2 separate regions of the Mus musculus genome follow, and region 1 is linked to region 2. Evidence: chromatin loops called from intact Hi-C (ENCODE). Cell type or tissue: gastrocnemius. All regions are shown on one strand. Links, peaks and the distances in the headings refer to the core of each region. The heading gives the core; the rest is flanking DNA. Region 1 has its middle 33 kb from the start of Gm33104. Region 2 holds the start of Tnfaip3 (tumor necrosis factor, alpha-induced protein 3).

Region 1 (15,384 bases), core at 4,784-9,783, 500 kb after region 2:
GAGATTTGTATGCAGTTCCCTCATCCCACATACAACAGTGACTTGCATAATTAAACTATTTCCCTTTTTCTATATATTTATATTTATAAATGTATTTAACCTACTATATCTCACAATATGTTACTATTGGTACATGTGCCATATTGTATATAAAATAATAAAGTAGCTGAAATTAACTACTACATCCACTAGTAATTGCTGAAACTATCTGGTGTGAATTATAACACTAACACAATTTTTATCTCTCACATCTATGGATTTAGGAAGTGTCTGTAGATGGGACTCAAATTAATTTGGCTCTGTGTCTTCCTGCACCAAAGCTCACAGCTTTGCTTTATTTTATTTAGAAGATGTTAGAGTTTAGCCAGATAGTGACTTTATTTTTAAAAATTATGAATTACCAGTGTCTTAGTCAGGGTTTCTATTCCTGCACAAACATCATGACAAAGAAGCAAGTTGGGGGAGGAAAGGGTTTATTCAGCTTACATTTCTACACTGCTGTTCATCACTGAAAGAAGTCATGACTGGAACTCAAACAGGTCAGGAAGCAGAAGCTGATGCAGAGACCATGGAGGGATGTTCTTTACTGGCTTGCTTCCCCTGGCTTGCTCAGCCTGCTCTCTTATAGAACCAAGACTACCAGCCCAGAGATGGTCCCACCCACAAGGGGCCTTTCCCCCTTGATCACTAATTGAGAAAATGCCTTACAGTTGGATCTCATGGAGGCATTTCCTCAACTGAAGCTCCTTTCTCTGTGATAACTCCAGCTGTGTCAAGTTGACACAAAACTAGCCAGTACAACCAGTGATTTCAGTAATCAGAAAATGGTCAAAAGACTGAAATGTCTCACAAGTAAACACCAATACACTTTAGCAACATTTGCAAAAATATGATAGGTTATTAAAGCACATGTTATTTGTTGTTGTTGTTTGTTTTGTTTGTTGAAACAAACTAAGAAATCTCAATTTTCCCAAGTTGCTGAAGCAGAAATCTTAATTCTGAAGTTACACTTATGTATTCAGCCATGTGGTATATTGTAGGTTAAGCAAACCAGGAAAATTCTTTTTTTTCTTCTCCCTTTTACCTTTTTGTTACAGATTCTTTCTCACATAGTTGGTCCAGGAATCATATAAAATTACTTTCCGCAAATGTTCCTTGAGATTTGTTTATTACTCTGTCTAAATCTGTGTGCAACCACAATTTTTAACTCTTTAGCAATCTATTCTCCATAAACTCTAGGAATCAGTCATTAGGAAATACTAAATATAGCACTTGATAGTTTATCATTTTATATAATTCTTCAAATCATTACCAGTATGAAAATATGATTCATAAAAGACTTAAGTGTCTCTAATAAACTACCAAACTATGTTTTAAAGCCACATTCACTGTGCGGTCAACATGAAGTGTGCTTTTATTTGCAAATTTATCAGTGTAAGTTTTGCAAAAATGCTGCTAAAATAAACATAACTGTTCGGAAAACCAGAGGTGATCTACTTGATGCCATGTAGGGTTTTTTCTTGGATTATTTTAGCTCAGAATGTCTGCCTACACATGAGGTAAGGTCAAGTTTATGTTGACACTAAATGTTTCCCCCAAGTAAAAGATGTAGGCTGTGTTACCAAAGACTTTTTATGAAGAAAATTAACTAAAAAATTAGCTCTCTAACAGAAATATGATTGATGACAGTCATGCTTTATCCTCCGTGGTCATTGTTCCATAAGAATAAAACATACCTTGTGAGTAATTTCAATGTGTTCTGCTAGGTACCACATTTTACTCATATTGACAACAAAAATACATCCAACTGCACATTACTAAAAAAAATTGCAGATTTCCTTTTTATTTTAATGATATTCAAGCTAAGTTTTTTATAAAAATAAAACTATTAAAAAACTTATAAAATAAAATGAAATTTTATTTATAAAAATAAAATTAAATGCTAAAATACACATTCATAAAGAAAAATTTTATTTATTATTTTTAGAAAAAGTTTAAGTTTTATTTTGACTATATATTATAAAAGCCTGCCTTCAAAAGTCTTTAACAGTCTATATATGCAACTATTGTTATTTATTTATATAGAATGTGATTACCAATCCACATGACAAAATAAGTGACAAACTTTACAACCAAGCAACTAAATGAATAAAAAGAAAACCCTGCATAAACCAGGAGCTTGGGGTATGACATACAATACCTAAAAACTATAAACCAAAAATGAGCTCTTCTTACAAAATCTGTACTTCTCCAGAGAAATAAAAAAAACAAAGTAGTAGAAAGTTAGAAACATTTCTTATTCTTGGGGAGAAATCTACAGACTATTTATAGGTCATCCTGAATTAACTCACATAGTAATGAAAACCAAATAAAAATAACATGGTGATGACATCTCACCTGTGATGGCATCTCACCTGTGATGGCATTTCACCTGTGATGACATCTCACCTGTGAGAATCTCACCTGTGATGACATCTCACCTGTGATGACATCATCTCACCTGTGATAACATCTCACCTGTGATGGCATCTCACCTGTGATGACATCATCTCACCTGTGATGGCATCTCACCTGTGATGGCATCTCACCTGTGATAACATCTCACCTGTGATGACATCTCACCTGTGATGACATCATCTCACCTGTGATGGCATCTCACCTGTGATGGCATCTCACCTGTGATGACATCTTACCTGTGATGGCATCTCACCTGTGATGACATCATCTCACCTGTGATGGCATCTCACCTGTGATGGCATCTCACCTGTGATGACATCTCACCTGTGATGACATCATCTCACCTGTGATGGCATCTCACCTGTGATGGCATCTCACCTGTGATGGCATCTCACCTGTGATGACATCTTACCTGTGAGAATCTCACCTGTGATGACATCTTACCTGTGATGACATCTTACCTGTGATGACATCTTACCTGTGATGGCATCTCACCTGTGATGGCTTTTTACCTGTGATGACATCTCACCTGTGATGGCATCTCACCTGTGATGGCTTCTGACCTGTGATGACATCTCACCTGTGATGACATCTTACCTGTGATGACATCTCACCTGTGGTACATCTTACTCACGATGGGATCTTACCTGTCGATGGAGTGAATAAGGATGGTCCAGGAATAGTTGAGTAAAACCAAGAAGAATAGGGTGATTAAGAGTGTTAAAATACCATTTGCATGATATTGATATCAGAATTGAAATAGATTGATAGATGAAAAGAATTTGAAATATTCCTAATGTATTGTAAATATTAAAACAATGTAAACCTTCAAAATATTCCATACTGTAAACTTATTAAAGAATTCAATTAACAATACTGAAATTCTAAGATGCTAAGTAAAAATTTTGTATGAAGGTATGAAGAGATTCTTTTAAATAAAGGCGATTGAGGGATTATAAAAGAAAAAATCATGTAACAAAATGAAGTTTTATGTCTATTAGAAAGCCAAGCAGAAGCCGGGCGGTGGTGGCACTCGCCTTTAATCCCAGCACTTGGGAGGCAGAGGCAGAGGCAGGCGGATTTCTGAGTTCGAGGTCAGCCTGGTCTACAAAGTGAGTTCCAGGACAGCCAGGGCTATACAGAGAAACCCTGTCTCGAAATAATAATAATAATAATAATAATAATAATAATAATAATAATAATAATAAAATATGTGTGAACCAGCACACATGGTATTAACAATCAAAAAAAAAAAAAAAGAAAAAGAAAGCCAAGCAGAAAACTGCAAGCAGGACGACAAGTAACAGATGGACCAAACATTAGCAAGAAGCAGCATTTTTAAATATAAATGCTCTCAGAATCACATACTAACGAAGGATATGAACAACTCTTCTAGGGAAGGGCTGCTTACAGCAAAGTCAATCAAAAGTTACCATACTTACTAGCAGATTAAATGCAACAGGGTCTCAGTACTTTGCTCTGTAATCTATATAGTTGACAACATACACTCTCTGTGTGCCTTCTCAATCTCACTAAACAGCATGCATCTATTACTTGTAAGGAGCTAAGTTTAAATTGGTTTTAGGAAAACATATTGACAATTTTTGAAAAATATTCCTAGTCATTGAATAATAATTCTGCTTTTACAAATTTTTGTAAGTATGTATATGTGTCTTGTACGTGAATTTGTTCACGTGAGTGCAGTACCCCTGGAGGACAGTAGAGGGTGTCAGATCCTATGGGGCTGGAGTTACAGGCAGTTGTGCACTTCCCGACATGGGTGCTGGAAACTGAATTCAGGTCCTCTACAAGAGAAGTCTGATTTCCTAACTGCTGAGACATCTTTCCAGCCCCTAATTCTGCTTCTAAAGAAATAATTCACCATAGGCTCATGGATGCCTGTACAGTTGCTGTGCCATTTGTTATGGTAAAACATTAGCCGTAAGCAGTATGCCAATGAGTAGTATACAATTAACTACTTTAAGCTTTTTTGTGTAATTAAATATTATACAATCATATCAAGATGTGTCTACAGCACCTTTAATAACCTGGAACTGTGTCATGATGTTAAGTGAGACCTAGGGCTAAAACTTATGCTTGTATAATAATTAAAATATGTAAATGAATGCATTGGTAGATTTCAATTACATAGTGATTTTCATCCTCTTTTATATATTTTCCAGATATTTTACCACAAAAATGTATTCTCTTCATCATTACAAAACTCCTTTAGTTTTTGAAGATATGACAAATCTGACATTATTGAAATACGAATGAAAGCAACAGAGATAGATAGAGGACAGATGGGGACACAGGCATGTCACTGTCCCACATACATGTGTCACTGCAATACACAGTTACATCGAATCTAGTTTAAATAGCATCCACCTTTGTTTTCTGTTATAAAGTCATTTGAAAGCTGAAGGTGCCACCCACATGGCTGTTACTTTTCTGGCTTTGTCCACAAAGCTTAACACAGGATGCTTTCATGTCCACAGTCTCTGCCTCTGTCTCTGTCTCTCTGTCTCTCTGTCTCTGTCTCTCTCTGTCTCTCTGTCTCTCTGTCTCTCTGTCTCTCTCATTCACGTTTTCATCTTGTGATAACTCCAACCAGCAGTAAAAGTAGACCATAAATAGACACAGAAATGCTCACTGTTCCTAGACCTGGTGCTACACCTAGGCTTTATGGCAGTTCAGCTTTTAGTCCCCTTCAGCCCTTCAAGTGGTTTCTCTATGGAGGGGCCCAGTGTCATGGCCCTGCCCTGCAGGGGCTCCCAGTGCCAGGCCATGCCCAGCATCAGTGCTGTCTCCTTGTTTACCCAGAATGCCCCTTCTGTCCTGAAGAGCCTTGCAAACAATTGCAAAGAGGAATTCACTGCGGAAGGAAACGGCCCCAGCAAGTGTATCCTGCTGTATCCAGGCTAGAAGTTGTCAACATCACATCTTTTGTCTTTTAAAATGAGTCAAAGATAAACTAGGTATAAAATGACCTAGAGACCACATGCAGATAAGGAAAGGCCTAGACCATGGCATCTTGGGGCGACTTCATGGAAACACTATCCAAACAAATTGGAAAAAAAAAAGTTCAAAACGCTCAGGAGGGTTAACTATTCCTTTATCTACCCCAAAAAGATGCCTTTGCATCATCACATGGTTGCTAGGTTAAAGCAGTCTACATCCTAACGATAGAGAGCAGTATACCATCCGGAATGAGCAGAATAGCAGAGCGGGCCATTCGGTTCATCCAGAAACTCTTTTTTTTTCTTTAAGATTTATTTATTGATTATATGTAAGTACACTGTAGCTGTCTTCAGACACTCCAGAAGAGGGAGTCAGATCTCGTTACGGATGGTTGTGAGCCACCATGTGGTTGCTGGGATTTGAACTCTGGACCTTCGGAAGAGCAGTCGGGTGCTCTTACCCACTGAGCCATCTCACCAGCCCGAGAAACTCTTTAAAAGAGTTTTCTTTCAGAGAAAGGGTTATACAATCCAGATAAGATTTGCTGAAGCAGACACGCTTCCCTGTCTTGACCTTAGCTGGAAATACATCATTTCACATCGAAGACCTTCTTATCTGCAGTTTTCACCTTAAATTACAGCATGAACTCACAGCAAATCCGACATCTTTGACTTGAAGTATGGGCAGCAGTTTTATTTATCTTGCCTTTCGTCGTGTAAGGTTGTCATCACTGAAGTGTGGCCGGGGTGGTTTCTCCCATGGTGTCCTTTCTAGTTCTTTACCAGCCCTGTGAGGAAAAGCTAAGCTGCTTGCCTTGGCTTCTTTTCGTGAAATCTAAACAGGTTAAGCATCTTATTTACATATGCAAGCAAAAGTTGGAATCAAAAACCAAAACTATCTTGTAACGCCATGTCTCCCTTTATACAGTTGAATGGTTGATGAAAAGCAATTAGCTAAACGTTCTGACTTAACATACAGTTTATTTATATTACCACTCTTTCAGGGATGAGAAATAATCCTCAATTTTATTTGTAAAATAATTTTTAGTTCCTCATAATGAAATTAAAAAAAAAATCTGTCTAGAATCAGCTGACTAAGTTAGTAACTTAATGCTACATATTTTTAATTATAAATGCAATAGTATTTTGGCAACATTCTGACTAAATCGCTGGTTTTGTTCCCATTTCCCAGGTATGGATCAAAGTTTAAAGTGTTAGTGACCAAATGATTTATTTCCAAAAATTTTCTAACTACTCGTTCATCTGAAATGAAATTAATTTGAAATACAAGTGTTGGTTTTAGAAGAAAAGAATTTTAAAATTTAAAATGGCAAGATGATTTCTATACAAACTATTTCTCCAATAGGCCTATTCCCATATTCTTTTGCATAGAACAGATTTGTTAAACTTTTAAAAAGAGATTATATTTAGGTTTTTAAAAAAGGATTTTAAAAATGTTCTTTTGGCTATCAAAAGAGTTCAGAGGCTTAAAGGCCACAAAGCAAGTTGCTATGCTGCATTGCCATCTAGTGGATTCGAGTAGTATTGCAAGAATTAGGTTTTTCTTTTAGAAAAGTGTCAAACCCAAAACAATCTAAACGATGATAAAGGAATGTAGGAATTTTAAAAATTGTATTTGGTATGTGTGTGCACGTGTGCACGTGCGCGTGCAAGTGTGTGTGTGTCTGTGTGTGTCTGTGTGTGTGTGTGTGTGTGTGTGTGTGTGTGTGTGTGTGTAGGGAGGTCAGAAGGACAACTTTGGGAACAGGCTCTCTCCTACATGTGAGTTCCAAGCTTGAAAGGAAGAGCCTTCACCCACTAAGCCACTTGTCACTGCTCATGCAGCTCTGGAAGCCATCAAAACTGTGAAAATATATGACACCAAAATATCCCCTCATAGCTTACAGTAAACAGAAATCCAATATAATGGACGAAAGTCATATGCAATCATGGACTGTATAGGCTATACACAGTTATTGAGCACTTTGTATTTCCCTCTTTGTTTATATGAAAGTTGGTGTTATGAGGTTGCGGGTATGTCTCAGTGTCAGAGTGTGTGCTGAGTATGGAGAAAGTTCACTGAGGGTGGGAACAAAAGTGTTAACACTGTGACATATTATAAAGTGCATCTTTTATCACATTTATTTAGTGTGTGTGTGTGTGTGTGTGTGTGTGCATGTAAGTGTTTTATATTTTCCAAGTGAAACACAAAAGGAGTTAAATAAAAAACATGTAGAAACAGTAATGTTTGAGGCAAGATTTCTAGGAGGAGATTACTGTGAAAGATTTTAGAGTCATAAATTTTATACATTTTAGAAAATTCTAAGAAATCTACCAAAATAATCAACTGACATAAATCAATGACCAAATGAGTAACAAGATCATGTAAAAAAAAATGAATTATACCAGATACCTTCAAATTATGATTACTGTAAGTTCCTGGTAGGTATAAGGACAAATTAGGCCACAACCATATTTGAACATATACCAGATGTCTTATTTACAAGTCTGCTTGAACTAGTTTGTGTATATAATGAAATAAAGCAAATTATTGTATGTTGTAATACTGGTTTTACTGCCAGTTGTAAATACTGTTTTTTTCAGGTAAAGAAAGAACAAGAAAAACAATCAGGTTAGTAAAAACCCTGTAATGTAATTTCATTTAAAGGTATTACTATAGGAGCTGGAGAGGTACCTCAGTGGTTAAGAGCACTGGCTGCTCTTCCAGAGGTCCCAGGTTCTATTCCCAGCATCCACAGGGAAGCTTACAATTGTCTATAACCAGAGTTCCCAGGGATCCAGTGCCCTCATTTGGTCTCTATAAATACTACCTGTGTGCAGCACACAGACATACATAGGAACAAAACATACATACACATAAAAATTTAAATATTGCTGTGGTCTCTGAAAAATGCTTATATTTAAGGATATGTATTTTTTCACCTATGCCAACTGCACAACTTAAAAAAAAAAGGTAACAATATAATAGCAGCAACATGTGTAGTGCCTAAATCATGTCTTCAAAAATAATTTCCTGTATAAAGAACTGTTTCCCTACAGCGATAGCTGGTTTCAGACCAAAGGCAAGTCATACAACCATGACCTCTTTTTCCAGAAGTCAAGGAAAATACCTACAGAATACAGAAACCCACTGGAAGCAGGCTCGGTGACCACATGACTTGACAGTGGAACTTGGGGAAGGGATGGGTGCAACAAACTATAATATATTGGGTATATAAAACCCATACGCTGGGGCTGGAGAGATGGCTCAGCGGTTAATAGCACTTCCTGCTTTCCAGGGGACCCACGTTCAATTCCCAGCACCACATCTGGCAGCTCGCAACCGCTGTCACTCCACCTCTCGGAGAGATTTGCTGCTCTCCTTAGACCCCCCTGAGCACCTTAATACATATGGGGTGCATTCCCAGAAATGCACACATATACATAACTAAAAATAAATACATAGCGTCACCTCTATGCTCATAGACCTACTTTGTAAAGTGGAGAAAGAAAACTATTTTATTCTTCACCATTAGAGGAAGCGAGAGTCACAGCTCCTTGTACTGACTGGTATGAAAATGTTCGGTATTAAACCTGTTTTTCTTGAATAGAACCAAGTAGCCCTGCTTGATAAAGGAACGGTCATTCCAAATTATTAGTTATTCTGCAAAGCCAGTTTCCAAGCCTAAGGAATGACAGAGTCAGAAAACAGCCATGCGATAGAAAAGCCAACATTTTTCTCAGTTAGGTAAACAGCCAGACAACAATCAACACCACTGACATCATCAGCTGGAAGTGTGAGAGAGCCGGGATATTAAAAGAAAAGCTTCCATGAATCCAAGAACTGCTATTTTCCACGAATGATTCAGGATGCTACCAGGACCAGCCACCAATTCAAGAACTGGAACAAACAGAACATAAAATCTTTCCAACTTATGTTCAGGGCAGAAGTAGGTGGCTGTTAAACAGTGCTGACACCATGAAGCAGCAATCAAATCCAGGATTTGTTTTTAATCAACTGGAAGGAAAAATAGCAAGAGAGCATGTGGCTGTTGTATGGACATCTGAATTGGAGAAAACCCACCTTTAAGAAGGACATTTATTAAACATTCCAGAAACTTCAAATATGAGCTAGGTACTAAAGGATAGGGGTGAACTGTTGCCACTTATGTGTGATAACAGTAAATGGTTAGAATCCCTTCTCAGAGATGCACTAAACACAAAGTGTGGAAGAGCAGTGTGCATGGAATTTGCTTTTAAATATGCAGGAGAAAAAATAGAAAGAGGAGGAAGGAGGAAGAAGAGGAGGAGGAGGAAGAAGAGGAGGAGGAGGAGGAAATGTAGAGAGTAGGCACCATGCCAATCATCAACACCAGAGTGAAGGCACCAGGTTTATTACACTGAATCTCCGTCTGTGTGTGTCTAAACTAAAAGCATTTTACAAGAACTATAAACTTTTGCGTGAATTTTAAAGGAAACCACAGGACAGCTAACATGGCTCAGTGTGTAGAGGCGCTTGCTGTGAAGTCTGACGATTTAAGTTCAGTCTCTGGAACACATATGGTGGAAGGAGAGAATCAATCAACTCTTGTAGATTTTACACACACACACACACACACACACAGAGACAGAGACAGAGAGACAGAGACCAAGACAGAGTGACACAGACAGAGACAGAGACAGACACAGAAAGAAGAGAGACAGACACAGACACAGAGAAAGACAGAGAGAAGAGAGAGACATGAGCACAGAGAGAGAGAGAGAAAGAGGTAAATGTAGTTAGAAACCAAAACCAAACCAGAAACACTGTCCCAAAGGAAAGTGCCGAGTTAAGAGGACAAAAAAGAAAAAGTCAAAGCCGAGGGCTCCCTGCTTGTTGCCTGTGCCCAGCTTCCTCTGAGTGAGACTTCTAAAGGAGGAAATTATGCCAAGTCAAAGGCATTTAATGCTTAGCCTGGGAAGCCAGTTCTTCCTCAAAGAAACAAAACCACAGTGTGACAGACAGAACACATTGCTCTTGTGTGGTTTGCCAGACATATCTGTAATTTGTGTCTTTTTCTCTCTCAGGATCTCCCAAGACAGCTGAGCCCTGATACAGTACTTCTCTCCTCCTTGCTTCCCTCCAAACTCTCTACACAGCACTTGATATAAAATCTTAAATGTGCCTCTCTCCAGAGGACCTCAGCTCTCCCAGCGCTGACTGACTTTCAACACTCTGTCGGCTCCTAACATTTGCCATTGAGACCTGACTGTGGTGGCTAATCGTCATTGTGGATGTGACTGGATTTGGAATCGCCAGGTGACACATCTGTTAACCAGGCCTGGGAGGATGTCCAACCTGAAGAAAGTGCATGCAACTGCGGGCAACACCATCCTGTGAGCTAGGATGTAAAGATGGCACCAACATTCTTCTCTACTTGCTGACCACAGACACAAGTGGCATGGGAAGATCCTGTTAGTGACTCTCCACACTGATGGACTGTGTTCCCAATAAAGGCTTCCTTCTCTCCACACTGATGGACTGTGTTCCCAATAAAGCCTTCCTTCTCTAAGTGGCTTTTGGGAGCCACTTTGTTACATCTATGAGAAGAGAAACTAACACACGATCATATTCACACACTGTACTACTGCATCCCGCAGACTTGCTGGTTCCCCACAAGGCTTTCAATACCCCAAATCCCCACACTTAACATCTTTATTAAGATTGGGAAGATTTTCTGAAATAATACATTCATTTGCTGGTTTTATGGAGCAGATGATATTATGGTGTGGTGGTTTGAACAGGAATGGCCCCCACAGGCTCATATACTTGAATGCTTAATCATTAGGGTGTGGATTCCAATGGATTAGGAGATGAGGCTTTGTTGGAGCAGATGAGGCCTCCTTGGAGGAACTGTGTCACTGGTGTGGGCTTTGGGATTTCAAACGCTCAAGCCAAGCCCAGTGTCTTTCTCCTGCCTGCTGCCTGCTGATCTGGTTGTAGAACTCTCAGCTCCTCCAGGACCATGTCTACCAATGTGTCACCATGCTTCCTGCAATGCTGATAATATACCAGACTTCTGAAACTGTAAGCAAGTCCCCAGTTAAATGCTTTCTTTCCTTTATAAGAGTTGCCATGGTCACGGCGTCTCTACACAGCAATAGAATACTTGCTAAGACATATGGCAACCCTATCTATCCAGACCTGACTTTCTGTAGTCTCATCCTACCTGTGGTCCAAAAAGAAAATATTAAACAGGAAAATCCAGAGATAATTCATGTCTTAAAGCACATACTATTAAAATTAGGCATGATGAGGGTTCACTCCATCTTGTTCTTGCCAACCCATGTGCCTATGTGTATTGTGTACGTATGGGGGATGAAAGAATGGATGGAATTTTAGACATTCATGGTGGGGAGCATTGGGATTTATTTTTTGTGGATAAAGGTAGACAACTGTTCTTGTCAGTAAGATTTCCAAGCCTCTTTCTTATGTATTATGGAGTGCCATCCAGAGAGGAGCATTCAGATTCAGATTTAAGTCAATAGAAAGCCCCCCCCCTTTTTTTTCCTGCCTGTGACTACACTGGGTGTTTGGGATCCCAGTGTAGCCCAGAGCCTTTCTCAGGGTGAGTTTTGAAGAATTAAAAACTGTATCCTGTGTGGACATACCTCAGTTAACAAGAACAGGTATCCATATGCACAAGCACGAAGGCCCAAAAATATAGAGTTTATGAGCATTTACGGTTTCAGAGGGACAATGGCATCATCATTGTAGACAGCATGGTACGATAGGAACATCAACTTGAGAACTCAAGATTGTAAAGCACAAAGCAGAGATGGGAGGTGGGGGGAGAGGGGGAGGAGGATAGGGGAGGAGAGAGGGGGAGGGGGAGGGAGAACTAGAAATGTTTCGAGCAGATCCTACCTTCAGTGACACACTTACTTCAGTCAGCCCATGCAGGAGAAAATGCAGGCATTACCTGGTGGCCAGCTTACATGGTGGCACACTGGCCTTCTAAATAAGAAGCAAGGCTCAGCGTGCTGCTGCAGTCAGAACACTGGATTCTGAAGTAGAGCAGCTGATCGCTGGCCTGCAGACAAGTCTGCACTCCCCACGTCTGCTTTGATATGCTTCTTAGGCCTAGGGACCCTGGAGGTCTGAATGCCCACCGTCCAAGCTGAGGTAATGCACTAATCAGTCAGTTGATAGGCTTGCACTATGTAAGTGGTTGTTTATACATAATAAAGCAGACACTGTTCCCTGAAAAAAAAAAAAAAAAAGAAAACAAAAACAAAAACGAAAAACCAAGGTCAGTATGTTTAGATTGTGTTAAGGGCTGGGGGCCTACCGAGGGCGGACTGGGGCCTGTCACTCATGCAAGGGTTCCTGCCCGAAGCTTGTCCAGGAAATGTTCAGTAAAGGAGCAGTTTGTCACCGTTTGAACTAGAAATCTAGAAATCTAGAAAATCATCAAGCCTAGAAACTTCCATTTAGAGACATCTCTAAAGAGAAGTAATTACATTTCTATGAATTAAACTTGTTCTTTATGGAAAAAACGCTCATTGAGATAGGTCCCATTCTGTAAATCATATCGTTTAAAGTATGCCATCCAATGTTTTAAAACATAGTCACACACTCGTGGAATCAGTTCCACACTGTCACTTTGGAACATTTTATTACCACTTTCCCACACCCATTAGCACTGCTCACTATGTTCCTCCCTTGTGACCTACACCCAAATCTATTTTTGACCTTTATAAATCTGCCTATTACAGATACTTCATATAAACAACATTGACTAATGCATTGTCTTTTCTGAATAACTGCTGTCATTTAATGTAAGTTTTGTCATGTTGTAGCATGTATGAATATGCCAACCCTTTTATTATACATTCATTTCTATTTCCAAAAGCAATTGTTTGTCTTCCTCTAAGCCCTATCTTCTTGGACTCTTCAATCCTTATCACTCTGAGGGCTTCTCAGGAGGTACACATGTAGAACTTTTACGTGGTTTTATGGTGTTTTTTACTTAGTTAGTTAGTTCAATTTTTTTGGCTTTAGTTCAGTGACACAATGTTTGCCCAGCATAAACAAGAGCCTAGGTTCAATCCCTAGGGGAAAAAAAACCAAAACACCACCAACAAAAAAAACAAAACAAAACAAAAAAAAACAGAAAAACCTACACCAATAAACAGTGTCCAGCTACATTATGTGAAAAAGTAGTAAAAATTACTTAGAGTTTTACTAGTGCTCAGTTCTGGATAAATGATGCATAAGTCTCCTGCCTAGCACCTGCTGGAAAACATGCTGTTTGACTTGAATGCAAAAGTTCTCTTACTTGGGTCACCTAAACCCTAAGGCCTCCTTTTGGTTTTGCTAATACTTCTGTTTTGAAAATACTGTTAGAAAAATTAAGACCATTAACAAAGGTGATTTAGGCAAAGAAAAGGTATGGAGAGGAAGAATTACCAAATGCTGGGTTCTTCATTCAATAATCAATCCCACCCCGCCCCCCAAGAAAAAGAAGTGGCACAGAGAAACAAACCCTGATTGGCTATTGCTGACATTTTTGTCTGATCAATTAGCAGGCTCTAGCTGGCTGAGGTATGGCTGGCATGCCTGGTACTCAGTTTCTTTGGCTATAAGGGTTTGTTCTCAGGTTGTTATAATATGTTTACATATCAAAGGTGCATAGTTCATAGGCACAGGTGATTTTTATCACCCAAGTAAAGAGATAGCTTTAGACCAGACTCAACCCAGTTTAACAATATTGTGTACACCAGAGCTCTAAACCACTGCTGCAAGTCACTTCTTGGTCTGTCCTCCTCTTGTGCAGAGTGTTATAGAGTTTAACACCCTCAGGAAAAGACCACAACTCAATTCAAATTATGATTAACCAAATATACTATTTGTCCTACAAGGGCAGCTGCTTCTAAGCCAAAGCAGAAATGTGCTTTGCCTGAGTAAATGGGGGGGGGGGGAGTTTACAAATGAACACCACGATTACTTCACTTCTGTGGAATTTATAACACATAAGGAGTTGCCCCATTTCCCCTGTTCTCTTTGCAGCTATGTGAGGGGAACTGCCTCATGCCCTGCTTCAGGAGAAACTGCTATTCCCTGTCCACAGCAACTATGTGCATTTACAGAAGCCACAGCAAATGGTTGATCATTTCACAACAGTTACACAGCTTAGAGGGGGGTGGACAAGGGGTCAGAGCTTTTAGGAATTTAGGTCAGAGGCTAATGGTTACTATAGTAGGAGTCTGGTATGAAATGGAATTTCCTTAGCCATCACAAATGTGAGCTACACATTAATAACCTTGTTTGTTTATCCTGTGATTATCTGTCTGTTGATACAGGGATCTGTCCCAAATAAGAACTCATGGGGATATAGAAAATCCCATCTTCTGCATGGCATCTCTTGGGGTCACTTCTCCTTACCTGTCAGTCTCCCAGCTTATTTGCGGGGGACTTCAGTCTCCTCTCTGATCTCTTTCTATCCTGAGCTCCCTCAATGTGTTACCTTCCATATAACTCTGTAATTGTGTGCAAAGCAATACATCTTGAACATAAGACTTTGACCAGAGAGGTTTTAACTCATCATTACTGCCAAAGCAACCCACAACTCTCTCTTTAATTAATGACTTTATTGATAAAGGATGGTGAATCATTAAACTACTAAATGTATCTGGGTAAAAAAAAAAACATGATAATGATTATGGAAATGATAGGTGTGGTAGACAGAACAATGCCCACAAACTAACTCTCTCTCTCTCTCTCTCTCTCTCTCTCTCTCTCTCTCTCTCTCCCTCACACACACACACACACACACACACACACACACACACACACACACTTAGAATCTTTTCCTCACATGACAAAGAAAAGCTTTCACAGATGTTGATTAAATTAGGAACCTCTACCCTTCAAGACTCATGGATCTATGCAGAAGGGGAGATAGAAAGATTGTAAGAGCCAGGG
Region 2 (15,384 bases), core at 4,009-9,008:
TCCAAGGCATTATATACACCAGGAAACCACTGTGGCTCGGCCTACTTGATAGGGCTGGTCTGACTATGACTCAGTGGTACGTGACATGCCCATTCCACTTTAGCTGTGGGGACCTGGGATTTTCCTCTCCTAGCTTATAAAGTAGGAATGACAGTACCAAATAATGCAGGCCCTGCCCCAGCCTCCAGTGCATTCTGAGGAATCTCAGGCCAGGGCTCTCTACCAGTGAGCTACATCCAGTCCCAGACTGCATTCCTTTTCATGCCCCAAAGAGTAAACATTTGGGGAAACCATTTAGTATAAAACTAGTCCGCTCTTCATTCTTGTTTGGAAAGTATTACATAATTTTAATTTTTAAAAAGTTTAAAGTGTGTGTGTGTGTATTTAATACTATTCAGTCAGTAAGGCAATAAAGCTATTTGAAATTCCATCATATTCTAAATATAGTAAACAACCTGTCAAATCCATATTCAGGGTCACTGCTCCTTCATCGTGCATGCTTCAAACAGTTTCCCAAACTACTGAACAGAAAAGATCACTAGAGCCTAGTGTCTAGGCCGATGTGTGGCAAGGGCTACATTCTGTTGAAATTTCCCCTTTGCAAAATCTAGAGCAAAGATAAGGCTATTTTTTTTTTCTCTTCTTCTTCTTGGGCTTACTTTCAGTTCTTTATTGAGATGCACCAGTATAAAATTCCCTAAGTAACATGTGGAATTCCCCAGTGCGAAGATATTTGACTAGCAATTGAGCAACAGTTGTTGTACGTTTTGTTCTGGTGTGTAGACATTTAAACTGTGAACTGCACCCTGGACTTTCCAAGTGGGTGTGGTCAGGCTGAGCTGGAACGGGCTACTCACTATACAAGTGAAATTGCCGCGGCCAATAGACGCTGGAATTTTCATGAAGTTTCAATTTTATGCCACCTACTCCCTTCCTCATCTACCACAGTCTCAGATCCTCAAATGCAGACGTGTGAACCCCCCTACCCCCTCCCCCCCTCCCCAAACAGGCCGGCCTTTGAAGAAAGCCTCCTGGAGGGGAGGGGTTTTTAAAAGGAAAGAAAAGATGCTAATAATAATCAAATGGGAAGAAAGCCACTTGTTTCCCCCCACCCCCCCCCCCTTAAAAAATACTTGCTTTCTTTTTCATAACTTTTCTTCAAAGAAATTAGAATTCCTTGGCCCAACAAGTTACCAAAATACCTTTGGTTTTGTAGTGTGAATCCTTGCTGATTCAAAGGCCAAGGAAGTGTTTAGCATTTACATGGCATTTTCTTTCTACAGGAAATTAGATATTTCCTCTGTTAAGGAAATACTATATAATGTCTGCTAATTCTATGAGTGGCAAATAAAATAAGGCTTTTCTTCTCTCTACCCCATTTCTAATTCTCTCAGCTCCATCTCTCCTTTTGTAACAAAATGGGACGTGGTAAAAACCACAAACTGTCAAGTCTATAAGCCCCTTGATGACAAGTTAATATGATTATCTACTTCTAGGCATCACTTGACTTAATGCCAAGAACAATGCAGAGAATCACTGTCTCCAGCTTTTTCTCTACTCTAAGAGTCTAAGCTTCATAAATATAGGGGAGGTGTAGCGCGATATATAAGAGTCCCCGGAATCAAAACAAACAAAACCCCACATCCACCCATCACTAAGTTACTCAAGTCAAGAACAGCCGAAGTTAATGTACCAATTAAGTTATTAAGCTAACGTTCCCAGCACCATCACTGCCAACAGAATTTTCTACTCTTGGATGTATGTTTTTGCTCCACAGAATGCAGTCACTGATACAAGAAAATGTCACTGTGCTCGTACATACACGGTAAGTATTCCATGATCGCACGTGCTCTCCTTTCTTATAATAATAAATGTCAACATCGTGAAGGCAGAATTCTGTAACTGCATGAAACGATACCATTGAATGTTTCTGCCAATATTCTTACTCAAAGGACATGGCTTTAAAAAGTTGAAATAGAAAATAGTCATCAGTGGAAAAGTTCTTTATGTAAAAAAAGGCAGAATCTGGCCGTTTGAGACAACAGCTGTAGGTACCTCTTAATGACAACATAATCATCTGCTTCTCTACTTCACTTGATTTGATTTGCCAAGAACAGTGCAGAAAAGCTGTGTCTCATTTGCTGAGGCAACAGAACCTAGGTAAGGAAGGCAGAAACAAAAGCATCTCCTGTCCTTAACATCACTTGTTTTTAATCTAGAAAATTCCATCAACACAGGAAGAGCATTTTCCTAATGACAGTGGCAAACAACTGTGATTCTGATTTTCAATGCTCTACTTTCCTTCTGAACTTAAAACCTTTTAAATCCTTTCCATTCTGGCCAGTGAAGGGCAAGTTATAGATGATTCAACCAATGTAGGCATTAGGAAGATTAATCCCCCAACTGGGGCATAGGGTTTAGAAATGCATCCTACAAGCCTTCATGCGCTCTGTACCCTAACACAAACGTACTTAGAAAACAACTTAAAATCAAATATCCGACAGCTGGCTGCAGAAGTTCTTATCTGCTGACCCAGCACCCAATGATGGGAGCAGAAAGATTACAAGTTCAAAACCAGCCTGGACTACACAATGAAATACTGCCTCAATACAACAGCAGACTCATCAGACACATTTACAGTTGTCATTCATTCCTTAAGAGAGTTTCCATAGGCACCTGTCTAATGCCATTTAAAAAGCATCACCAAGAGCAATCTCTCTGGTTAATACGAGGGTACTGGAGGAAAAGAGCAAGCCTTACCATTGGTTTTCAGAGCCACGAGCTTCCTGACTTCACGACACCAGTTGAGCTTCTTCTGGCTTTCCAGGGAAGCCTGGACACTTCTGTCAATAAGTGCTTTGTGGATGATCTCTCGGAACTGTGGGCAAAACTGGCATGTTCTGAACATCTCCAGCGTGTATCGGTGCATGGTTTTAAAGTGATAGATGATCCCATTGGTAGGTTTGAAAATGTCTTCTGGGGTTCTCTCTCGTATCTTCACAGCTTTCCGCATATTGCTCAAATACAAAGCCTGAGGAAGAAGTTGTTCAGCCATGGTCCTCGACAAGGCCTGAAGAGGAAGGGGTAAAGCCCATTCCGTTAGGCTGCCTTTAACACTGCTCCCATATACCTGCTGGCAGGAAACCCCAGTATTTGATCTTGTCATTACTCTAATCTGTAGGTAAAAGATCTTAGTCACCTCTACTCCCAGGATACTAGCTGGCCCTGAAGATTAACTCACACTGGACTGTTCTAAGTTACATCACTTTTAAAGATTAGTCTAAACAAGAGAAGGAAGGCGGAGCGTGGTACTGAGGAGGAGGGGAATAACCCACGTTTTCAGTAATGTTTGTCAGTGATCCAAGTTTGTCTCTCTCTCAGCGACAGGTACTGCTCCACAAAGCCAACCTCACATCTCTCTGATGTCACTCAGCAGAGTCCCGAGTCTAGACTGTCACTGAAGACCACCACCATTCAATCCTCGCTTTTGACTCACATCTAGATCCAGGTCATTCGAACATCCCCTTCTTGATGCTACAAGGCAGCAAATAGTTTTTGGAAATCCCATGTGGCATCTAGCTGCTGCTTGGTATTTCCTCTTTCTTATTGGCCCCAAAGAAATGTATAAATACTTGGTTCAGAGAGTTTAGGATATTTGTAAAGAGTCAACACCAAATTGTTTTATAACCAACAATAAAACAAAGCTTAGGTGCTTTGCAATTTTAAAAACAAATAAATGTCAGCTGTATTTCAGAACCTTGCCACTGAACTTCATAACATGAGACAAATGAACAGACTGATAATAAGGTATATCACACCTCTCAGGAAAAAAAAAAAAAAAAAACAGACATCAGAGAGCCTTGTGATTTCAACTCAAGTAGACCAACACTTATTGCTGTCCTTCCAGGTCCCAATGCTCAGAGACACCCCTCCCACTTCCTTTACCCTAAAAGAACAAACACAATCAAAGGTGGAAGACATGAAATTAGGAAGCAAATAGGAAGCATTTGAGTGGGGTACCACTCAGGACAAAGAGTGGCCATATGGCCACCCAAGCCAGTTATGCAAGAATGTGGACTGATGATGCATATGGACATCTTTCCCTGTGGGTCAATGCTGAGACAGTTCTGCTTCGCTGTTCCATGGACCCTTCACAGAGCACTTGGCTATACATCCTAATTTCCTAGAAGACAGCAATGATTTAGAGCACCTAGGAAGGTTTTCAGTAAAACTTAATACCAGTCGGGCACCTTGCTATCCTCCAAGGCGAACTCACCAGGTAAAAATGGTGTTACTACTATGCAAGAGGGAGAAGAAATCTAGAGATTAGAGAAGTCACTCTTCAGTGGGCCTGGGTTCTCTTAAGCCTGACACAGTAGTATAAATTCTCTTGTTCCCTGCTTGAAAGGGAGAAGCTGCTATTGGGAATTTTCATTGGAATGCTGAGACTGGGGAGTTATTCTCTGTGTCTGATGACAGTTTTTTCCTTGCAACTAGAATTAGGAAGGAACATAGAATGAGACAAAACTACCACACATGAATTTCCTTGGTCATGTAGCAGTGGTCTCTCTCACAATGTCACTACTCCATCCATCCATCCATCCATCCATCCATCCATAAATAAATGAATTCATGCAACCAGCAATGCCAGACCACCTATTTAAGGCCCACCCTTGTGCTTGATGCTATAGCGAAGAATGTATGCCCTCACTCCCAGCCTTGATATGAATGACACAATGCAGCTAAGGCAATGAAGGTAAGACCCATCTCAGGTCCAGCAAACATAGGACGTAGCTTTTCCTGAAAGCCAAACCTTCCTATTTCCTATCTCAATCCTCTGTTAGTTTCCTGATAGCAACCCTGAGGCACAGCACTTGCTGTTCTCAGAAACACACAAGGAGAAGTTTTAGATCAGTGAGTTGCACCTTGTTCTATTTTCATGACTATGCTATTTCACGCTCCTGGACCTAAAGAACTTTTAGCATAGATCTAAATGTGGTGGGGGCTCTAAACCATATATAAAACATGCAAATGTCAATGTCTGGTAGCCTACTATTACCCCATTCATAGCACTCTCACTAGCACTACCTGTTTAAAACAGAGCTTAAACCTCTGCCCAAGTTTCCAGTTCTTGGATTTCCCCACATTTAGAGAATAAATTTTCCTGACATATTATTGTAATGTTTTATGGGTAAAAAAAATTTACAACATTACCCTTAACTTTTAAAAATATATTTGTTACCTCACTGCCTTACAGATAAATTTCCCAATTTTTGTCACAGGATCAATAAGATTCTATAGAACTTACTCATCAAAGTCTTTCCCCCAGTTTTATTTTTCCACTCTGAACAGATTTTTTTTTTTGTCTGCGATGTGGAAACTTATGTATTATTTATCAACAGATACCTCGGGCAACTGTTGGGAAGTACCCCTCCAAAAAAAGCAAAGCAAAGCAAAACAAAACAAAACAAATCCATACAAAGAACTGCAAAAGATCCAAGTAGCATCTCAGACAATAAGAATGGAGACCGGATCAGTTGCTCAATAATCTGGGACATCAGAAGGCTAACTAACTGTGATCAGTTCTCCAAACGGTGCCCCCACTTGACCAGACTAGCTTTCCAAAGAAAGATCAGAGACCAGGAGAAAACAAAGCATGCTCCAAAAAGAGCTCTTAATACCTCAGCTTTCCTGAGAGGCCAGGTGGCAGGATGTGGGACAACGGACCCGGACTGACAACACACTATCTCAGTGTGGAGTCGGGGCTGCAGCAGGGAGTCTTACATGCCACCTAAAGTGGAGTCCCCAACAAGCAGGCCAGAGAATCATTTCTGCATGCATACTCTTCTTAAACTGTGGCAACTAGAGACCTAGTGGCAATCTCAAAGCACGCCCCTCCCCTCCACCTCCCGCCCCGCAACCCTCCTCCCACAGATCACTGAAAGGTTAGCTGACCGAAGTCTCCAAGTTGGATTTGGTGGCCTCTGAGAAACCCATCCCCTGTTGGGCCAGTTGTGCACAATATGGGAAAAAAGCCCAACGCGGTTCTGCAAGGTCTACGTGCCTATGAACACGCTGCACTTGATTTCCAAGTGGGGGGGGGGTGTCACCCACGACCACACGACCTAGGAACCCAAAAGGTGACTGACTATTCATCAGCCAGCTGCAGCTCCTGTCACCCTGCAGGATCGAAAAGGAATAGCTAGCTAACTAGTCGGCTGAAGAAACTTCGGGCTGTCAACCTAAACACCTGGCACCGGGACCTCAACTCCGGCCAACAATACCCCAACTCCAGGATCCCTGCAAAGCCAGCGCAAGGCAGCTCCACACTGAGCTGGCCGTGCACCCCGAATCTGGCTGGCAGTGCACCCCACTGACCGAGGACCCCCGCATTCTGCTAGCCGTGCACCCCGCAGCCGGAGCATCGCTCACCTCTTGGGGCCGCGCGGAGCCCTCGCAGAGCCCAAGTGGCCGGCCGGCCGTCACTGGCGCGCGCCGCAGCCCGGGATCGTGGTCCGGGTCGTGGTGGGGGTCGGGCCGAGGCGGAGCCCCATGGACACCCGATCGGGCTCGCTGGCTGAGGGGGTGTGCACGTCTTTCGGCGGCCTGGCTCACCGCTCCGCCTCCGGCTCCGAAGACTACAGACTGGGCAGTTCCCTTTTTTGCCTTTCAGTTGTATGCTTTGCCAACAGGGGGATTTCCGATGGAAATTCCAGTCACGTGACCCGCGTGGCGCGCCGCCGACCGGCAGAGGGCGCTCTAAGCCGTGCCCGCCCCGCCCGGAGAAACTCCTAGGTCCCGCCCCGGGGTGTCCCCGCGTGAGTCACCTGGGCATTTCGGAAGCTGCCTTCCACGTCACATCCATGTGGAAATCGCGGTGATGGGAACTGGAAATGCAATAGGTTCTTTTTTATAGCTTCTTTTCTGAAGAAAATCAGCTGTGAAAAGGAAGGGAAATTAGAGAGAAAACCCAAAAAACCACCCAGACACACAGGACCTCAGGCTTGAAGCTTGGCTTTGAAGTCTGGGCTGTGCACGTGATGAGCACTTCAGAAAGAGCCCTCCGCAGGGTCCCGAAGGGAATTGACAGAAAAAGCGGCAGGGTTCTCCAAGCCATGTGTCAGCTTCAGGTTGGATGCAGTGCAGAGTGAGATCAGACCCCATGGTCCTGCAGTTTTTGAGTTACGGGGGGTGGGGGGGGGCAAGGTCAATTTCAGAGAGAATTAGATTCGCCTCCCCCACCCCCACTCCTACACACCCTCCATTTCTCCTTTATTTCCCTGTTCCAAGGAGCGTTTTAAAGTTTAGAAATTTCTTCAAGTTTATTGCTGGCTTTCCCCGATCCTTCTACAGTTGTTTTCTTAAGTATTGTTTGGCTGGCCTGAGAATTAGTTCGCCCCATGAAGCCAATGGAGGATAGCCTTCCACAATGCCCTGATTGATCCCCGACTTGCCTTTCTTGAGAGGGGAGAAAGCTTCGCTTCACTTAGACAGGGGCTTGAGCTCTGCAGAAAGAAGCGAAAATGCTTTTACCTTTCTGGAGAAAGTGGAGTGTGTATGGGGGTGAGGTGGGGTGGGGTGGGGATACTCTCTGCAGAGCTACACACTAGAAACTGAGGTGGCTTCATTCACTGGCCAGGAAGGGCCACTCTGAGAAGGTGACATTGAAACTCTGTGACAAAGAAACCTCCAGGCAGTCTAGAGATAAGACCTCAAGGGTCAGCCACATTTGATACATCAAGGGGCTGAGCAGAGCTCTCTGGGTGGTTGTGCTGGGGCTAGGGTGCAGGGTGTGAGGCTCTTCCCGGAAAGGAGCCGGGATCTGTTTGAGGGACCACGGGAGGTCTGCGGAGTGACCTGATGTTATTTTAAATAGTGTTTAGTGTGATTAATTTACTCTGTGTGTGTGTGTGTGTGTGTGTGTGTGTGTGTGTGTGTGTGTGTGAGTGTGTATCTCTAGGGTCCCCTGGCAGGATTCCTAGAAAATAGCGCAAACCAGATAGAAATACTCAGTGCCACTGGGACTTCAAGTGTGTTTGCCAAGTTGCCAGACTGTATATTGCCCGTTTGAACTAGAGACATGTGCTTCTTTCCCCAGTAGTGACTGGGCTAGAGGACAGCATTTTCTATTTGTAATGAGAGGCTTGAAGCAAGAGTACTGGCCACTACCCCAGGACAGGTCTAATGGCCATTACCCCAGCCCCACTCCCCACACAGGTCCTTCCCTACTCCGTTTCTATTTAAAACCTGCCAGTATTTGTCTTCTTCTTTACAGATGTTTTCAGCTTCGGACACTTAAGCAGTGTAGCAATTTAAATTCCTGACATATTTATTACAGGCTCACATAAGGTTTTATGTGAAGTTTAGAAAGCTTAAGTGCATGCCCACAGTCTACACAGTCTACACAGTCTTGCTCCAAAGCTCACAGGAGAGGGCCTAGGAATTCCTTTGACAAACACAGCAACTAGCCACAATAGATGCAGGCTCTACCCTCAGGAAACCTCCCAGGCACACAGAGGTGATAAAAGATGCAGGATAGCAAAGCACACACCACGAAGAGAATATTAATCTTCAGACCACAACAGAACCAGGCTCTCTGTCATCTCAGACAGTTCCTCAACGAACCCAGCAGCTTCCATGTGCCCATTCTGGCTCCTGTTTGGCTTCTAGGTTTGCTGAGCTGGGAATTCAATAAAGAAGAATAACAAACCAGGAAGACCAAGTTCAAACCTGTCATTCTCACTGTCCCCACAGAACTGCTTTGCCATCTTGCCTGCCAGGATTTGTGACTGGGCAGATGCAGAAGACGATCTGTAGGCTTTTACATTGCCCACAGTTTAATTGTGCAGCTCACCAGTGCCTCCCAACCTGCCCCAGCCTCCCCCCGCCTCCTCCAGGTCTTCCTAGCCCAGAAAGTAAGTAGAGAGCATACTTCCTAGTTTTCAATGTCTTTTAGGGCACGATTTGGCTGTGCGTTTAGCTTTCCCTTCCTAAATACATGGGCAAGGCCAGTAAGAAGTGTCTGTGCAATGAATGAGAAGGAAAAGAGGGAAGAGGAGAGTGGAAGAGTGCCTCCGTTAGGGGAAAGTAAGCGCATCTCAAGTCTGGGGAGATTTGGTGAATGCATTGAAACTAACAGGAGCCATAAAGGTTTCAAAGAGACTCCAGTTTCTACTATAGACCTTGTCAAGATGCTCTGGGCTCTGCAAAAAGGTAAGGACATGTATGGACAAAACAGTGGACTCAATAGAAAAAAAAAGTCCCTTTATTAGAGGAGAGAGGGTTTCTTGGTGTGCAGAATGATTTTTGAGAATTTCTGAGTTCTGTATCATTTTTACTGTGTCAGAATTTGTGTTATAACTGAGTGTTGGTCTCTAGGAAGTAAACTGTGGGATCATGCCTATAACCTGTATGATCCATGCCATGAAAGAGATAAGGATCTCTTAGTGGGAGTGGGTCCCCAGTTCACTGCTGTCACTCTGGGACTTGGAAGGTGGACAAGAGTGGGTTCAAGAGTTCAAGGCCATCGGAAGCTATACAGTTTCAAGGCTTTCTGGGCTGCATGGGATCCAGTCACGAATGGACAGACAGACAGACAGACAACAACAAACACTCCATAAAACACACCTACAGCTGAAACCCCAATAAAGGAAAACAGGCCAACATAGGACGAGAAGCAGACATGTAGTCGAAGCTCAAATGTACTTAAGGACCTTTCTTAATCAGAAATCAGTGATGGCTTCTGATAGGCTGTGGAATTCCAGAACACGGCAAACACAGAGCCAAGAAAAACTGGACACTTTGTGCCCACAATTGCCCTTTTCCTCTCCCAGCATTGCTCTCTAGCGAAAAGATAGATTCCCTAATACATACATTCGAATGGCCTGATACAAGTCTGGTAGTTTAGTTATTACAAGGCAGCTTCGAATCCTGCACACCTATAATCTCAGCCACCCAGATCTGAGACAAGAGTTTGAAACTACTCCGGGTCCCACTGTAAGAACAAAGAAAGCCAGGGCTACAGAGAAGCCTCTGTCTCCAAAATAAATAAAACAAAGGAATAAGGAATACTGTATACGTTTTCAGAGCTACTACATGGGCTAGTTCTGAGAAGACAGGAGCAGCTTCCTATGATAATTGGAGATGTGACATCATGGATATTATCATCATATGGATGCTGCTGTCTGCTGAAATGCTACCTCGTCCACAGGGGCCTCAATTCCTTACAGGGGTTGTCTGGATTGAAGAAAGAAACCCAAGACTCACTCCAGTGGCGGGCACCTGAGGTAGCTTTTCAAGTCACTAGTCCTAGGAACAAGGCAGAATAGAGGCAGGCCATTTCCTGCTAGGGACAGCTCCTCTTGTCCCAGGTGGCCTGAAAGCAATGGCTTGCTGGAATCACAAGCTACTCAGAAAATCCACTCTGTGAATTCCAGTTTAATTTACTGTCGACATGTGGCTGAGTGACTTGGCAGAGTAATTTTATTTTGTATCACAAATAAAAAGACTCAGCTCTTAGTTTCATTTCTGTTTCTGTGGAGAGTGCTATTAAACATGAACAACTGGGAAAGGTTGGGCAATGGGTTCTTAGTGGCTCACTGGTGTGCTTGTACTGGTGTTAAACAGTAAGCTGACTAGTGACTGAGAGAAATTATTTATTTGTAAATATGTAAATGAGGCTTTGGTCTCCCCACCTGCTCCTCAACACCCTTGCACACACCTCATCTGTCCCTCAATACCTTAGGGCCAGTTGGGTTCTCCACAGTCCTGCTTTCTTGCTCCTCTCGTCTTCTTTATACTTCATCTTCATCAAAAAGGATTTAAGCTTTGGGTCATTTGGGGACTTGTTTTCTAGAACTGACAACAAAATTGATCTATGCTCATTTCTTTTCAAATAGAGAGCAGCAGGTAACCATGCTATATTTTTTTAAAGAAATTATGTCTAGGGACCTCAGAACATCCTACAAGTTAGTGGTGGAAATCCCAAGCACCTTGGCTTGCTGCATGAGGGCTGGATAAGGAGACGCTGTACTTCCATCCTGAGGCTCCTTGAGTGGAAGTCACACTATAACTTTCTAACAATGGAAGGGGAACCTAACTGTATTAAATACAAACACGTTTGTCTTTTATTCTCTGACAATAGATTATATGTAATGATGTGACGTTCTTTCTCCTTCATTCTGACTACCATCCATGTGTAATCCCTAGACTTTTGGGGGTTTACGGATCTTCTGGGCCAATCTTGGTCTGTAACAGTTTTATACATGGCTTTTGTATGATCTGACTCTTTGGACCTCTTTTTATCACTTCAGGATTAACTGTGCCAGTACATATCTCCTTATGCATTTCTCTGAGATCCATTACAAGCAACCAGGCATTGAGATGTCTGTGCTCAGTGACTGGTACCTATTCTATCACTGGAAGAGAATTTGGTGCTGTCTAATCCTGAGTCAAGAGGGATGGCCTGTATCTCTGTATTTGTTACTCTTTTCCTTGATGTGGCTAATTTCCTAACAAAGCAACCTAAGGCTAGAAGGAATGGTTTATTTCCAGCTCACAGAATGAGGTTTGTCGTGGGGATATCATAGAGGGGAAACGTGAGGCGGCTGATCACATTGCATCTGAGGTTGGAAGCAGAGACCTGTGAATACTGGTACTCAGCTTGGCTTCTCCCCTTCATTCACCCTGGCACCCCATCCTATGGAACAGTCCCAGCCACACTCAGCTTGGTTGCACCCCTCCTCAGCTAGTACTTTCTGGAAGCACCCTCATCCGTTCCTTAAGATTCGCCTCTGTGTAAGTACTTAAAAGGCTCTTGGTCCTTGTTTCACCATAAACAATGGAACAGAGAAGTTTTCTCTATAGGCTGCTTTCTGGGTGGCTTGGCTTTCAAGTCTCTGCAGTGAAATATCCTTAACTAACTCACTTCCTTCCTGGATTTTTCACATTTTTTTTCTTTGCAGTGTTTATCACAATCCCAAATGCATTCTTATTTTCCTGAGAGTTGTTGGTTATCTGCCTTTCTGCATTAGAACTGAGTGCAGGACGCCCTCTCTCCAGTGTTCACTCGTGTGTCTGCTGTTGAGTCATCAGTGTGTCTGATGTATATTCCGTTCTTCCGTAGTAGTTTATTCGCCTGATGTGATTATCATCTTCAAGGCTTACTGCCTCTATCTGCTAGCCTAAGCCTAGTCCTGGAAGCTCCTAGTCTCCATACAGTCTTATCCAGGCACAGAATGTTTTCAGCCACCGAGACTTACTGCTGAATAATCTTACACTTTGTTATTCTGTCTGAGCTCTGGCTGGCCGGTCAACTCAGCTGCTCTGGCTCAAAGTCCTCTCCAAGCTGACTGATTCAGTCTGGCTTCTCTAGGCCTCTGAATTACTCTGCTTGGCCTCATACTATCTTTGGAAGTTTGTTCTAATCTTCTGGTTCCTTCTTATTCTGTCTTATTCTATCTTTACCTGTCTTTATCTTGTTTTCTCTTCTACTTGTGTCTATTAAACTGTCCTGGTAAAACTGCCTCTTTCCCCTCTCCCTTCCCCCCTCCCCTCCACTGCTCTATTACGTAGTTTCCCTTTCCTCTCTCTTCTGAGAGTTGGGCAGATCCTATTCTGTCAAATCTTTCCCTGATTTGTCACATTGTCTGCCACTCAGTTAGACATCACTTTCAAACATGGCTACCTCCATCTACAAACTAACTTTACCTTCACTGTTTGGGACTAAAGGTGTGTGCTAAGGGCTGAATCACACCACAACTAAAACCAGGTTTTCCCAGTAGTACAACGTGATTAAATATCTTGCAACAGTACTCGATAAATAAGAATTTGTTAGATGAATGAAATCATCTTAAATGAATGAAGGGGAGATTTACTTTCAATTTTAAAAATTATATTAATTGATTATAGTTGTTATATATGTGTGAGTGTCACACGTATAGTACTAGCCCTGCACTAGTACTAGTGGAGGTCAGAGCACAACTTTCGGGAAGTGGTTCTCTCCTCGCCTTCTACCATTCGAATTCTAGGCATCAAGGCTTGGTAGCAATGACTCTTTCCTTTCCCAGTCCTTGACACTTGGATCTTCTAATATGGATCTATAATAAGCTATTATGTTAGGAATTGTTAAAAGGAGGGAGGAAGGGGAGAGAGAAAGAGATTGTGCTATGTATGTATGGTCAAAAACTTCCTCATTCGTCTAACAGAATTTTAAAATCTTACATCTAAACTGTTAAGGAACATGTATGTTGGTTGGAGGCCTTTGCTAGCTCTACCCTAAGCTTCATGCCCAGGATTAGAAAAAAATAGCATGTTATGAAATTCAACACATATGGTATTTTGTGAGAATAAACATTCAACACAGTTTACAGTGCTAAGTCCTGGGTTGGTCCTTTAAAATGATTTATTGTTTCACATAAATTAGAGAACAAAGACAATACCAGAAAACAATGTGTACTGCTTCTAATTGTTATGTCCCCAAACCTGATATTAAGTGTCTCTGTGTGTACTTCGAATCATCAAAAAAGTAAAGAGCCCAGGTTGCAATAGGACTGCATGTTCCTGCAATGGCCTTGGCCAGTCATCTACCCCCCTTTTGACTGAATCAACAAATATCAGTAAGACAGAGATTTACCAAGCCTATGTAAAAATGTGTTGAACATATTTGTTCCTGCTTCCTGGGTGTCCTAGATGCTTTAGATAGCTGTCGGCTGAGACTCAAGGGTTGATGGCACAGCCCCCAGCATGCAGTGCTGCTAGTGGGTGGTGGCAGGGTAGGAGTTTTCAGATGCAAGGCCTGATGAGAGGAGCTAGCATCACTAGGAACACACTCTTCAAGAGGGATCTTTGCTTTTTTTCCAAGCTAGATGAGATGAGCAGTTTCATTCTGTTAGACACCATAACACCACCCCTGCCATGGGCCCAGGAACAGTGGAGCCAAAACCTTGTAAGTTAATTTTATTACAAGTGGAGAATGAACACAAGCTGGATGTTTTCCCATGGAAATGTTTAAAGGTTTGAAGATGTTTTCCAATTTTTATTCACTAGTAAATTATATGGAAACTATTAATACGTTGCTTACATTACTAAAAGGGTTATTTCCCTTTCTGATCTCATAAAGTCTTAAGAATTAGGGCTTTTCTTAATTTTGGAGTTTTTTGTTAGAAACTTAGTAGAACATTGGGCAGTTGCCATATTTACCTATGCATTACAGGAAGCTGATGTGATGAGATGGGGCGAGACTCTCCTGTTGGAAATAAACCTAAGGAATGCCTTTTTAGCTGCTTAGCTCTCTCAGGAATACAATAATGCTTTGTTTATTTCTAGAGTAAAATAATATATACTTGGAGGAGAAAAGTGACTTTTTGATGTATTCTAGAAGCACTCCTCACACCATATCAACAGCAACAATCAATTCTTTAAAAAAAAAAAAAACCTTTCAACTTGTTACATTTCATCTGTGAAGTGGATTTCTGAGGAGAGATATCTAAATTCTTTAAGTTTTCAAGATCCGTCTCTGGCCGACCCGGATCATGAATTGGCCTTGATATTCAGTAGATGTTTTTGATGTCTGTCCCACATTCCAATGTGAACAAATGTGAGATTTGAGACCAGGATGGAAATCACCAAACTATGATCTACGTGAGCATCCTTGACTTCCTTGGAGATGAAACCAAGGTCATCTCAAGTCCATGCTTAATGTGAGTAGACGAGTGTCCTAGCTCTAGCAACAGCTATTCCTCTAAGCAGGCTTTGCTTCCATTGCCTTATACACCGAAATTCTTGGTAAGAACTGAACTGATTTAAGTAAACACTAGACGAAGGGAAGTAGAGCAAGGGCTTAGCATTGATGGTGTTAAGTTCTCAGAATCTTCATCGAACTTAACAGCGATATCTACAGACGAATGAATGGTTGCTTTTCTAGGACATATGCCAAGGGCCACAAAATTCATTTGAGTCAACTACATGGGATTCAGGTGAAAATTTTCTACAGCTCTACAGCAACGATTATAATTTGAGGTTTCCTAGCAGTTTTTCCCCCATAGAAGAAACATTAACCTGGTTTTCCTGGGCCAAATGCCAAGTTAGATCCTGTAATTACCCCTCGTACACTTTCTTTCCCCAAGCTGTTTTAATTAGATAAGAACGCTGCATTCATTTCCTTCTGTAAATAGAACTATGATGTTGTTACAAACTTTTCTAGGATGACAATGCTCCAGTATGCTTAGTGCTTTTTCCTTCAGATTGGAAAAGGTTTTGCCATAAGTACAAAATGCTTTCCAAGGAGCGGAACAAATTTTTATGCTATTCAATACTATGTTTCTCAGCTGGAAACTAGTTCAAGTGACCCTGAGGGGAAATAAAGAAACCTTACCTATCCTTGTC

Evidence for each region. Hi-C counts contacts between places; a loop is a spot of excess contacts. Peaks named below come from ENCODE experiments on the same cell type or tissue, not always from the same donor. Only the 100,000 strongest peaks of a DNase experiment are listed, where the experiment ranks them.
Region 1: it touches region 2 in a loop (2.3-fold over the local background); 2 of 42 quality-filtered maps call a loop at or near these places.

Annotation. Positions count from the first base shown.
Region 1 is chr10:19,512,020-19,527,403 of GRCm38, forward strand. No RefSeq gene overlaps it. Among named protein-coding and RNA genes, the nearest start is that of Gm33104, 33 kb to the left of the region's middle. In gastrocnemius, for the core only: a CTCF peak has its summit at 6,946 (motif pointing left); no DNase peak of the experiment used is centred there; H3K27ac peaks cover 1,205 bases.
Region 2 is chr10:19,008,721-19,024,104 of GRCm38, forward strand. It overlaps Tnfaip3 (tumor necrosis factor, alpha-induced protein 3), which reads right to left and starts at 6,690. Exons shown (of 9, transcript NM_009397.3): 1 at 6,433-6,690; 2 at 2,761-3,070. The coding sequence starts at 3,055. In gastrocnemius, for the core only: CTCF peaks have their summits at 6,173 and 6,753 (motif pointing right); DNase peaks (open chromatin) are centred at 5,945 and 6,745; H3K4me3 peaks cover 3,077 bases; H3K27ac peaks cover 2,175 bases.